Regions from separate parts of the Homo sapiens genome. Here region 2 is linked to region 1. A link is a contact called in ENCODE POLR2A ChIA-PET data. All regions are on one chromosome and are shown on one strand. Each heading gives the region's core, a stretch centred on a gene start or an enhancer-like site at or near the end of the contact. The rest is flanking DNA. Distances are from core to core; before and after follow the strand shown.

What was found. ChIA-PET counts read pairs that join two places held with the same protein, here RNA polymerase II (POLR2A).
Region 2: POLR2A ChIA-PET joins it to region 1 with 11 read pairs in WTC11. The contact joins the promoter of LINC02166 here to the enhancer-like site in region 1. POLR2A ChIA-PET finds 5 or more read pairs at or near these places in 3 of 52 experiments (RWPE1 and WTC11).

What each region holds. Positions count from the first base shown.
Region 1 is chr16:89,265,379-89,271,716 of GRCh38, forward strand. It overlaps ANKRD11 (ankyrin repeat domain containing 11), which reads right to left. Exons shown (of 13, transcript NM_013275.6): 12 at 5,439-5,531; 13 at 2,252-3,285. The coding sequence ends at 3,100. Among named protein-coding and RNA genes, the nearest start is that of ZNF778, 51 kb to the left of the region's middle. Within about 2 kb of position 3,886, at least 4 of the 41 ENCODE cell types and tissues checked have a DNase peak (open chromatin) inside an H3K27ac peak, as active enhancers do.
Region 2 is chr16:89,682,702-89,688,161 of GRCh38, forward strand. It overlaps LINC02166 (long intergenic non-protein coding RNA 2166), which reads right to left and starts at 4,211. Exons shown (of 3, transcript NR_184152.1): 1 at 3,746-4,211; 2 at 2,109-2,974; 3 at 1-475. CDK10 (cyclin dependent kinase 10) reads left to right here and starts at 3,988. Exons shown (of 13, transcript NM_052988.5): 1 at 3,988-4,096. The coding sequence starts at 4,010. RefSeq lists a silencer at 4,173-4,422.

The DNA of each region.
Region 1 (6,338 bases), core at 2,636-5,135:
TTCCCTGAGAGGGGGACCCTGTGCCAGGGAGGGGTGCTGGCTTCCCTGAAGTGCCTAGGGTCCGAGCACTCACCTGCTCTGTGCTTTGGGTTTGTTTGTTTTTTGTTTTTTTTTTTGCTAATGGCAGTCCTCAGAGCCTCCGGAAGGGAAGGCATCAGGAAGGCTTGAGTTACAGGTGGTGGACCCTCAGAGCCAGCCTGCTCCAGAGCCCGGGCTCCCAGGCAGGAGCTGGGTAGCGCTGGGGTCCATGGATGTAGTTGAGCGAGTGGGGTTACGCCATCTTCCTCCAGCTCCAGCCAGAGACTCCCGAGAGCGGTCTGAAGCCCACATGGGTGGCCCCGGGCAGCAGGGTCTCCAGGCTGGCACGCAGGCTCCTGCGGTTCTGGGTACTCTGACGTTTCTCAGTGTTTATTCACAAGTCTCTCTGAGGGGCGGCAGGCTGTCTCTCGTCCCCTATGGCAGGAGGCTGTTTGGGAGTCGCATGTGCGGCATCTCTGGCAGGTGCACGGGAGCCGAGACTCCAGCAGACCAGGGTGGGGGCCGGAAGGGAGCTGCTCTCGCCTGACACCCCTCGTGGGCACCCGAGACAGGGAGGCACAGCATGGTGGCCGGGACGTCGTCACCACTGTGGGCTGGAACTGCAGCGTGCTCTGTGTGACACAGGCTGACTCAGGTTTTTCTTTTAAGGCAGGGCTTAAAGGAAGTTTTACTGTGACCAAAGTTCTGTGATTGAGGGGGTGTGGAGAAAACAAAAAGCCTGGCCAAGATGGTGAAACCCCGTCTCTACTAAAAATACAAAAACTAGCCGGGTGTGGTGGCAGGCGCCTGTAGTCCCAGCTACTCGGGAGGCTGAGGCAGGAGAATTGAACCCAGGAGGTGGAGGCTGCAGTGAGCTGAGATTGCGCCACTGTGCTCCATCCAGCCTGGGGGTCAGAGCAAGACTCCATCTCAAAAGCAAGCAAAAAACCCCCAAAAACCCACGAAGCCCCCAAAACAAACCACAGCTAATCCGAACCCAGAAAAATAGACTGGAACCTTCTGGCTTCTCCACACCCCCACCCCAAGCCCGTAAATGAGGTGGACAACCCTGCCTTTGCTCAGGCTCAGCCCTGAAGGGAACAGGAGGGAATCCACAAAAGTTCTGTTCACAGATCGAAGACAGGAGAGGGGGCATGGCCCCACGCCTACCCCCAACCCCACGCAGGGGCCCAGCTGGCGAGGGAGCTCACAGCAGCCTTTGGGGGAATGAAGCCACTGCCCCCGCCACTGGCTCAGCCTGGCAGGGCTCAGGGACCCTCCCAGGTCGGGCTCCTCCGCAGGGGACCCAGTGACCAGGACCCTGTTGATTCTGATGCACGGGCAGTGTCTGCTCTTCTGTGGGGGTTGTTTCTGTAGCTGCCACTCCCTCCCCAGCACCCAGGTACAGGGGACAGACAGCTCAGAAGGAAAAGGGTGAGGCGCCTCCATCAGCTCACCCTCCTGTCACGCCGGGGGCCAACAGTCTCCTGGAGCCACACTGGCTGGAGGGTCCTGGCAGGCATCCTCTGTGCCAAGATCCTCTGAGCAGAGGCCTCGCATCTCCATGCTTGCCTGAGCTGCCTTCCAGCCAGGACAGGGCTCTCAAAGCGCGGACCCTCACCAGCTGCAGCTGCCAGGGAACTGTGGGCAGGGGCACAAGCCAGCCAGCCACAAGCTGAAGCTCAGGGGCGTGCACAGCTGGCCACGGGGTCTGGCCACGGCTGCAGTGCTCAGATCCGTGGGGAGTGATGCTCCTGTTTCTCTCCAGCTCCTACAAGAGGCAGTAATTCCACAGCATTCCCGGTCTGTGCAAAGGCAGAGGACGAGGGGAACAGATAATTTGTTTCAAAATTAAAAGCTAACAACTTGGTAGGAAAAAGGTTTTCTTTTTTTTCAGACAGAGTCTGCTGTGGAGTAGGGTGGCGTGATCTCAGCTCACAGCAGCCTCCACCTCCTGGGTTCAAACGATTCTCCTGCCTCAGCCTCCGGAGTAGCTGGGACTACAGGCGCGCGCCACCACACCCAGCTAATTTTTGGTATTTTTAGTAGAGAGGGGATTTTGCCATGTTGGGCAGGCTGGTCTCAGACTCCCGCCTCGGCCTCCCACAGTGCTGGGATTACAGGCGTGAGCCACCACGTCTGTCCTGGGAGTAAGAAGGTCGTCGAGAGGGGCGACACTGTGTCAGTCCCACACACAGCCCCTCTCCTGGAGGGACGCACTGTACAAAGAGCATTTTAATTAATTTATTTATTTCTTTACACATAACTGAAAGTGATGTTACAGTACATAAGTTATTTACAACTGTGCAGTAATGTGTTGCAAAATAAATTATCTAGAAGGCAGCAAAAGTACATTGTGAAGGTATATAAAACTGTACAGCGTTTACGGATACACTTTTTATATGATTATTGGCTCTGTAGTGTTTCAAGTTACGTTCTCAGAAAGAGAAACAAAATGCCCAAGATTAAAGGAAAGAAGATACAAACCACGCGGATTTGACTCCATTTCAATACGGCTGGGAGTCCTGGCTCTGTGTCCCTCCGCCTGGCTCCGCACCAGGTCTGAAGCCCAGTCTGAGGCCGTCGCAGCTCGGCGGCAACAGAACCACGGCTGGGATGGGGCTCCTGCCCCTCCGACCTGCAGGTCACTGTTTGTGAGAGGTGGACACCTTAATTTTCTTTAGTTGATCAGAATGGAACAAAAAATTTTAAAAATGTACTCCGTTCTCCAACTCCTGAAATGCCTCTGCAGTTGCTGGAGAAAAGGGCCCGAAGGTCGCCGTTTTCAAACAGAAGCTGCCGTGTGTGCGCGCCCGGCATGGTCTCCTCATCCCGCCGGGGCCAGTGAGGCTCTGGGGGCTTTGCCCCCGCCGCGGCAGCTGGTAGAGAAGAGACGTGTTTCACCTCCCCGACGTCTGGACCAGTCTGGAAGGGATGGAGGCGCTGTGGCCAAGTGCAGTCTCTCTCGGGGTCTCTCCCCGCCCGGGTGGACAGGGCGCTCCCTCCTCCGCCCCTGGGGCTCAGCAGCAGTCCTGGGCAGCCGTGCGGCCCTCGCCTGCGTCCTGCGGCCGTCCCGCGGTGTCATGCCGGCAACAATACAAAGTCGTCGTTGACGTCGACCATGGGCACGTAGAAGGAGGGCACCTCGTTCACGCACAGGGACTTGTGCCCGGCGGGGTCCAGTTCCTGCACCTTCAGCTGCCACTCCATCCTCTGCACGGCGTTCAGGGCCGCGGCCTCGTGCTGCTGCCGCATGAGGAGGCAAGTCTGCGGGACACACAGCGGGGAGAGGAGGGAGGAGGAGTGAAGGGAGAGCCCCAGACTCTGCCGACCTCAGCTGCCAGCAGGGCCAAGGGCGTGATACGGCCGTGAACCTACCCTGGTATGGGCCAGGCCCAGCTGTACCCGCTCCTGGCATCTAGTTACTACACGTGGCGGTAGCGCCAGCTGTGCTACATGTCTGTCCCCATAACCGCTGTCTATGCCACCTCTACCCTGGCCTGGGGCTCACCCTGGCCCGGGGGCCCTGCCCTGCTCTGGGTGGGCCTGGGACTCACCTCCAGCAGCCACTGCAGCTTATTAGAATCGAACAGCTTTGCTTTTGTCATTTTACAATTACTTACGGCCAGTGATAGTTTCACTTGTATTTCTAGTAGAAACTATGCCATTTAAAAGTGCACATAAGGGGACTGGACTGGGGTAGCACATATTTTGGAAACTAATGGAGAAATGGAAGCGTGGCCAGGGAGTACTGGTATGTCACAAGCAACCGTGTAGAGAATCTTTTTTAGATACCGTCTCAAGGCTGGAGTGCAGTGGTGCAATCATGACTCACTGCAGCCTTGACCTCTGGGGCTCAAGGGATCCTCCCTCCTCAACCTCCCGAGTAGCTGGGACTACAAGTGCTACCACGCCTAGCTGATTTTTGTAGAGATGGGGTTTTGCGATGTTGGCGAGCTGCAGTGTGATCATGTCTGTCTCTAAATTTTTCTCAACATATATATATGTATGAAATCGTTTTCGAAGCTCAGGATGGATTCACAATCCTCCTCAATGGGCCTCATAGCTTTTACTCGGCAGCTCAGACATCACCAGTGTAAATTGTTACATGGAATCATATAATACCCTTTGGATGTTCCAAACTCCGGTGAGTCACTGAATTACTGATGGGCCTCTGAGTGAGTTTCCAGTTTTGTTCCAGTGAATATTTTTATACATATCCCTAAGGTTTTTTTTTAAATTTTGTCCCCAGGCTGGAGTGCAGTGGTGCAATCTTGGCTTACTGCAACCTCTGTCTCCCGGGTTCAAATGATTCTCATGCCTCAGTCTCCCGGAATTACAGGCACGCACCACCATGCCCAGCTAATTTTTGTATTTTTACTAGAGACGAGGTTTCACCATGTTGGCCAGGCTGGTCTCGAACTCCTGACCTCAGGTGAACCACCCACCTCAGCCTCCCGAAGTGCTGGGATTACAGGTGTGAGCAACCGCACCCCGCCCAAAGTCCCATTTTAATGTAGTCAAACATTTATCTTCTTACAGGAAAGTCTTCCATGTGTCTTTATGAAGCTTTCAGTTTTTTCTCACGGCTCTGGTTAGGAAGGGCCTAGTGGCCTGGGGAGGGTGTGGTGTGAGTGACTTCCTGCACCATCATCTTAGGGCTGGCCAGAAATGCACACTCAGCTACGCCTCAGACCTGAGTTCCTCAGCACAAGCCCCCAGGGGCCACGCTCCCCAAATACCCACAGCTCCCACCGGGTAGGGCTGGTGGTTCTCATCTGTGCCCACATCAGCACCTTTCTGAGAGCTGCAGTATGACACACGGGTGCTTGGTTCAGGGACCTGGGTGGTGCTGAGCCTGATACTGCAGGTAGCCGGGGCCGCCTGCTCCCAGGCCTGGCTGGTGACTGTACAGGGTGACGCTGACTGTAAAGTTCTGTAACTTTTGGCAAGTTTCCGCCTTCCGTTGCCTCCTGGTGGATCCTCCAGGGTGTCCCGGTGAGCAGCCCTCGCGACCGGGATAAGGGTGTGCTGCCCTTCCCGGCACCTCCCCCGCCCCTGCCCACCGCCCTGGCCAGCACTTCCAGAGCAGTGGAGGGTGAATGCTGGGACCTTAGAGGGGGCTCACAGGGCAGTCCCAGGAGTTCTGACCATCAAGCCTAGGGTCCTGTTGAGCTGGCGACAGGAGCCGCTCCCTGCACACCGGGACAGAAGGGAAGACTGAGGAGGCCACACGCAGGGACAGGACCTCACCTCCCCGAAAGCATCGGCCAGATTAAGAGAATCTGAAATTGTCACCGCCCATCACAGAACTGGGCAGCGGCCTCCCCCCAGGCAGCGCAAAGGGGGTTGTCACCACCCATCACAGAACTGGGCAGCAGCCTCCCCCAGGCAGAACTGAGGGGACGCGCAACACCGACCTTCATGCGGTCATACTTGTCATCCACGTCCTGGAGCCAGGAGATGAACTGGCGGGCGTTGAAACGGTCGCGCACTGACTTGTTCTCGTCACCCTGTGGAAACCAAACACGGGAGTTTCATCAGGAGCCCCAGAGACCGCTACGGGAAGGCATGCCAGCCTGGGCGATGCTGCAGTGACCGTTCTCAAGGGACAACCACAGGGGGAGCCTCATTCCACCGCGCACACACTGAATCATGTTCAAGGCATGGCAGGCGCACCCTGCCCATCTCCCTAAACAGCCTCCCTAAAATGCGCGTGGAGGCAGCTGGGCCTTTGTCTCCTGGGCACCGGGTGCCCGCAGGCCCCACCTGTGAGCCGGTCCCCAGCCCTGCCCCCAGGGGACAGTCAGAGCTCAGCCCACTGCCAACTCCTGGGAGAGACTTTTTTTTTTTTTTTTAAGAGACAGAGTTTCGCTTGTTGCCCAGGCTGGAGTGCAATGGCGCGATCCTGGCTCACCGCAGCCTCCACCTCCAGGGTTCAAGCGATTCTCCTGCTTCAGCCTTCCTGAGTAGCTGGGATTACAGGCAGCCACCACGCCCAGCTAATTTTGTATTTTTAGTAGAGACGGGGTTTCTCCTGGGCGAGACTTTCTAGATATGTCACCGTCCTGTGTCCTGAAGGGTGGACACGGATAAGATGTCCAGGCTCCTCCCCTTTTTCACGGGTTCATGGTGAAGCTGACAATGCCGTCTGTTTCTCAGAACATGTGGAGCACCGACAGAAACCCACACACCTGCAGGGAACTCACTTTCCACAAAGGTGCCAAGAACAGAATAACGATCACAGGGAAAGGACAGTCTCTTCCGTAAACGGTGCTGGGAAAACTGGCTACGCATCGCAGAAGAGTGAAACGAGACCC
Region 2 (5,460 bases), core at 2,961-5,460, 420 kb after region 1:
TGAGACAGGATCCTCCCGTGTGCTGAACCGCTTCTGGGTGGGGCTGCAGGAGTAGTTGGCAGGTCCAGGTGGAGCCATCATCAGTCAGTGGGTCCTGTTGGAGCCGTAGGTATCAGACATGCAAAAAACCCTTGCGAGGTACTGCAAAAGGCCAATCTTAGGTTACAATAGCATTGTTATCTGCAGGACCTCTGGAATAATGGCTGATAATTGTTTATGTCTACATCTTAGCCAAATTCAGGCTCCTCTCCTCTCCCTAGCCTGGTGGCCCCTCATTAGTTTTACAAATACAGTTGAGTTTTGGGGAGGGGCTATTATCATGTAAACTATAAACATCTCCCAAAGCTAGCCCAAGAATAACTGAAGGCAGCTTGAAGGCTAAAGGTCAAAGGGGGTTTGGCTACATCAGATCTTCCCCAATTGGCATAATTTTCTCAATGATACAATTTTTGTGGCCGGGCTCGGTGGCTCACGCCTGTAATCCCAGCACTTTGGGAGGCCAAGGCGGGCAGATCACGAAGTCAGGAGATTGCAACCATCCTTGTCAACACAGTGAAACCCCGTCTCTACTAAAAATACACAAAAAATTAGCCGGGCGTGGTGGCGGGCGTCTGTAGTCCCAGCTACTTGGGAGGTTAAGGCAGGAGAATGGCGTGAACCTGGGAGGCGGAGCTTGCAGTGAGCCGAGGTCGCACCACTGCACTCCAGCCTGGGCGACAGAGCAAGACTCCGTCTCAAAAAAAAAAAAAAAAAAAAAAGCCTACATGGTAAATATTTATTCTTGCTACAGTTTATACAAATAACCAGGCCAAGTACAATAAGACTAAAACTTATTTTGAAAACAAATCAGTACTACCTGATTTCACTTTGGTAAAAATAGGAGACTAGAGAGAGAAAAATTATGTTTCAAAATAAACTATAGTATACCTGTTATTAGATTCTAGCCTTGCCTAAGGTTTTTCAACTTTTATTATTTTCTCTTTTTTTGTTTGTTTATTTGTTTTTTCAGACAGGGTCTCACTCTGTCACCCGGGCAGTGGTGTGGTATCAGTTCACTGCAACCTCTGCCTCCTGGGTTCAAGTGATTCTCGTGCCTCAGCCTCCCGAGTAGCTGGGATTATTGGTGTGCACCACTATGGCCAGCTCATTTTTTTGTATTTTTAGTAGAGATGCGTTTCACCATGTTGGCCAGGCTAGTCTCGAACTCCTGACCTCATGATCCACCGGCCTCGGCCTCCCAAAGTGCTGGGATTATAGGCATGAGCCACTGCGCCGGGCCAAAGCCGTGCTTTTCTTAAAGCTCTGCGAACGAAAGCTAGACAACTTAAACCTCAGAAGAGAATAATGGTACCTATTTATATACATAAACCACTTTCACGCCTGCCTGCTGTGTATGGACTTCAGAGGAACACAGCCTACGTCAGTTTTCTAGGATTGTTCTCTCCACGTGCTCTTTGTTTTCTTTCTTTCTTCTTCCCTCTATTTTCCTCCCTCCCTCCCTTCCTTCCTTCCTTTCACAAAGTCTCACTCTGTTACCCAGGCTGGAGTGCAGTGGCACGATTTTGGCTCACTGCAACCTCCGCCTTCCGGGTTCAAGCGATTCTCCTGCCTCAGCCTCCCGAGTACCTGGGACTACAGGCAACCACCACCACACCCAGCTAATTTTGTTAGTTTTAGTAGAGACGGGGTTTCACCATGTTGGCCAGGCTGGTCTCGAACTCCTGACCTCAAGTGATCTGCCTACCTCGGCCTCCCAAAGTGTTGGGATTATAGGCATGAGCCACTGTGCCTGGTCACAACACCTGCATTTTCTTTTTTTTTTGTTTTTTTTTTTGAGACAGAGTCTCACTCTGTCACCCAGGCTGGAGTGTAGTGGTGTGATCTTGGCTCACTGCAAGCTCCGCCCCGTGGGTTCACACCATTCTCCTGCCTCAGCCTCCCGAGTAGCTGCAACTACAGGCACCCGCCACCATGCCTGCCTAATTTTTTGTATTTTTTAGTGGAGATGGGGTTTCACTGTGTTAGCCAGGATGGTCTCTATCTCCTGACCTCGTGATCGACCCGCCTCAGACTCCCAAAGTGCTGGGATTACAGGCATGAGCCACCACGCCTGGCCAACACCCCCATTTTGTATACCACACTCAACTCCCCCATTTTCTACATGCTGATCAAAACCAATCTGAATGGAGTCTAGGTCTGGCTGTGGGCTGTTGGGAAGAGGCCCCCAAATCTGGCCATCAACTGGCCGCAAAACTGGCCATAAACAAAATCTCTGCTGCACTGTGACATGCTCATGATGGCCATGACTCCCACACTGGAATGAGGGCAAGGAACACCTGGCCCACCCAGGGCGGAAAACCGCTTAAAGGAGTTCCTGAACCACAAACAATAGCATGAGCGATCTGTGCCTTAAGGACGTGCTCCTGCTGCAGATAACTAGCCAGACCCATCCCTTTATTTCCCGTAAGAAGTGCTTTTAATCTATAATCTATAGAAACAATGCTTATCACTGGCTTGCTGTCAATAAATATGTGGGTAAATCTCTGTTCGAGGCTTTCAGCTTCGAAGGCTGTGAGACCCCTGATTTCCCACTCCACACCCTATATTTCTGTGTGTGTTTCTTTAATTCCTCTAGCGCCGCTGGGTTAGGGTCTCCACGACCGAGCTGGTCCCGCAGTGGGCAGTGGTTTGGGCCCGACCGAGCTGGTCCCGCAGTGGGCGGTGGTTTGGGCCCGACCGAGCTGGTCCCGCAGTGGGCGGTGGTTTGGGCCCGACCGAGCTGGTCTCGCAGTGGGCGGTGGTTTGGGCCCGACCGAGCTGGTCTCGCAGTGGTTTGGGCCCTGCTTGCTCGACTGGATTTCAACAGTGAAGCCAGATTAGAGGACATGCTGGCTGCCCCGATCCTGGACCTGGACCAATGGTGCTTCCTAAACATTCCATGTCAACTTTTCTTTTTCCACCTTCCAGGGCTGGGCTGTGAAAGAGATTGGAGAGGCAGGTGCCTGTGAGAGAAGCTTCTACCAGCCTGGGAAGTCAGGTCTTCCATGAGTGAGGGGAGGTATCTACTTTGCCAAACCTTGTTAGGGAATGCTGACATAGCTGCCTCTTCCTGCCCAGAAGCTAAGCTTGAATGCCACCCCTCACAGAGCTTCTCTCCTGTCTTTCACTCACTCCTGCTTATTTCTGTGACAGAACTTGACAGCATGGACATTGCCACTTGCTTCCTTCAGTCTCCTGGAGTCCCCATGTCCTGAACACAGAGGAGGCACCCAAATGCTTGCTGAAGCCACATCCCTGGACCAAGTGACCTGACCCTCACCTGGAGGACCTTCACCTTCACCTCTCACCTGGAGGACCCTCTCACCTGGAAGACTCTCTCACCTGGAGGACCACCCCACCTGAAGGACTCCCAACTGGAGGACCCTCTTACCTGGGGGACCCCCTCCGCTGGAGGACCCTCTCACCTGGAGGACCCTCTTACCTGGAGGGCCCTTCACCTGGGGGACTCCCCCACCTAGAGGATCCTCTTACCTGGAGGTCCCCTCACCTGGGGAACCCCCCCCCCACCTAGAGGATCCTCTTACCTGGAGGGCCCTTCACCTGGGGAACCCCCCCCCCCCACCTAGAGGATCCTCTTACCTGGAGGACCCCCCACCGAGAGGACCCTCCCCCCCCACCTGGAGGACCTCCCCACATGAAGGACTCCCACCTGGAGGACCTTCTTACCTGGGGGAACCCGTCTCACCTGGAAGACCTTCACCTGGGTAATCGCCGTGGCCTCCCACTACGGCGCAGCCGGGTCGGCTGCCCGGGCTTCACCCTAAAATAAGGCCCGAACTGCAGCAGTCGGAGCCGATCCCTGGAGCCCAGCGCCTAGGGCGGACCCGCGGGAGCGTCTCTTGGTAACCGTTGCTAAGGAGAGGAAGCCCGGGAAGGAGCTTTCGCGCCTGCGCCGCGGGGCCGTCCGCGTCTGCGCCTGCGCGCAAGAGAGGCGGGGCCAGCGCTCGGCATGGCGGAGCCAGATCTGGAGTGCGAGCAGATCCGTCTGAAGTGTATTCGTAAGGAGGGCTTCTTCACGGTGCCTCCGGAACACAGGGTGCGCGGGGTGCCACCCGGGCAGCTCTGCCCGCCTCGCTAGCGGCACTGCCCGGCTGGGTCTGGGGAGCCTCGTGTCGCGCTGCCGCGCCGAGGCTTCCGGCACGGGCGGGAACGACAGTCCCAGAGTTCCCCGCGGCGGGGGCGGAAGCCGGGGCGGGGCGGGCTCAGGACCCCCGACAGCCGGTCCCTGGAGATCTGAGGGGCCGGGGCGGGCTCAGGGATGCCTCGCGCCCGCGGAGAGACGGGCCCGGGACTTGGGAAGAGCAAGCTCCGGGATCCAGCTCGGGCGCTGCTGGGTTCAGCGCCCGAGCTGGGCTTTGCAGGCTGAGCCGCGAGCCACTTGTTTGTGGGGAGAATTTACACCCGCGACGAGTTCGAGCTTGAAGGCTCCCGCTGGGCTTGGGCTGCATGGAGCGGGGTCCAGCGCTGCCTGGCGGCTTCACGCGAACCCTGGGCGCGTCCCTTGCGGAGGTGCCGGTGCCTCCCTCTGCAGAGACCAGGAGAGAGCCTCTGGGCGTTGGGCGGTGTTGCCCAGGTGCACGGCTGGTGGGGGTGGAGAGCCCTGAACTTTGGCCGCTGGTTTGTGTTTTTAACTGCTGGCTGGTGCTCTGAGAGGCCAAGCCACGTGTTCAGTAAGAATCATTAACAGATCGTGGCTGGATGACAACAGGAGCCACACTTTACTCATCCAGACGTGCAGCAGGCGCTCACCGCGTTGAGAGCCGTGTGCTGGACTCTGGGGTGAAGTAGTGAGTTGGCCTTTTCTTTTTTGTTGTTTTTTTGAGACAGGGTCTAGCGCTCTCGCCCAGGCTGGAATGCAGTGGCGTGATCACGGCTCAGTGCATCGTCAGCCTCCTGGGCTCAAGTGATCTTCCTGCCTCGGCCTCCCAAGTGCTGGAATTACAGGCGTGAGCCACCGCCCCCAGCCTGGCCTGGCATTTCTTTGAGTTCAGGAAGTGTGACAAGGATTTGGACACCCAGAAATAAGCGTGTCGAGAAGAGCACAAGCAGAGGATGTGAGAAGGGGAATTAAGGCGGGAAAGGGAGTTTGAGACTAGGCCATCAGTGAGTGACAGGCCAGATGCTTCTGACTCGGTCCCCAGGTGTCAGGAAGGAATCAGACTGAGGACAAATGCGGCCAGTGGCTCACACCTGTAATCTCAGCAATCTGGGAGGCTGAGGTGGGAGGATTGCTTGAGCCCAGGTTTGATACTGAGGGTTAAGAGAAGGGAAGCCGGGAAATGGGGGCTGTGAGGTTTCAAACCTTGCTACGTGTGCTTTTTTTTTTTTTTTTTTTTTTGAGACGGAGTCTCATTCTGTCACCCAGGCTGGAGTGCAGTGGCGCAGTCTCGGCTCACTGCA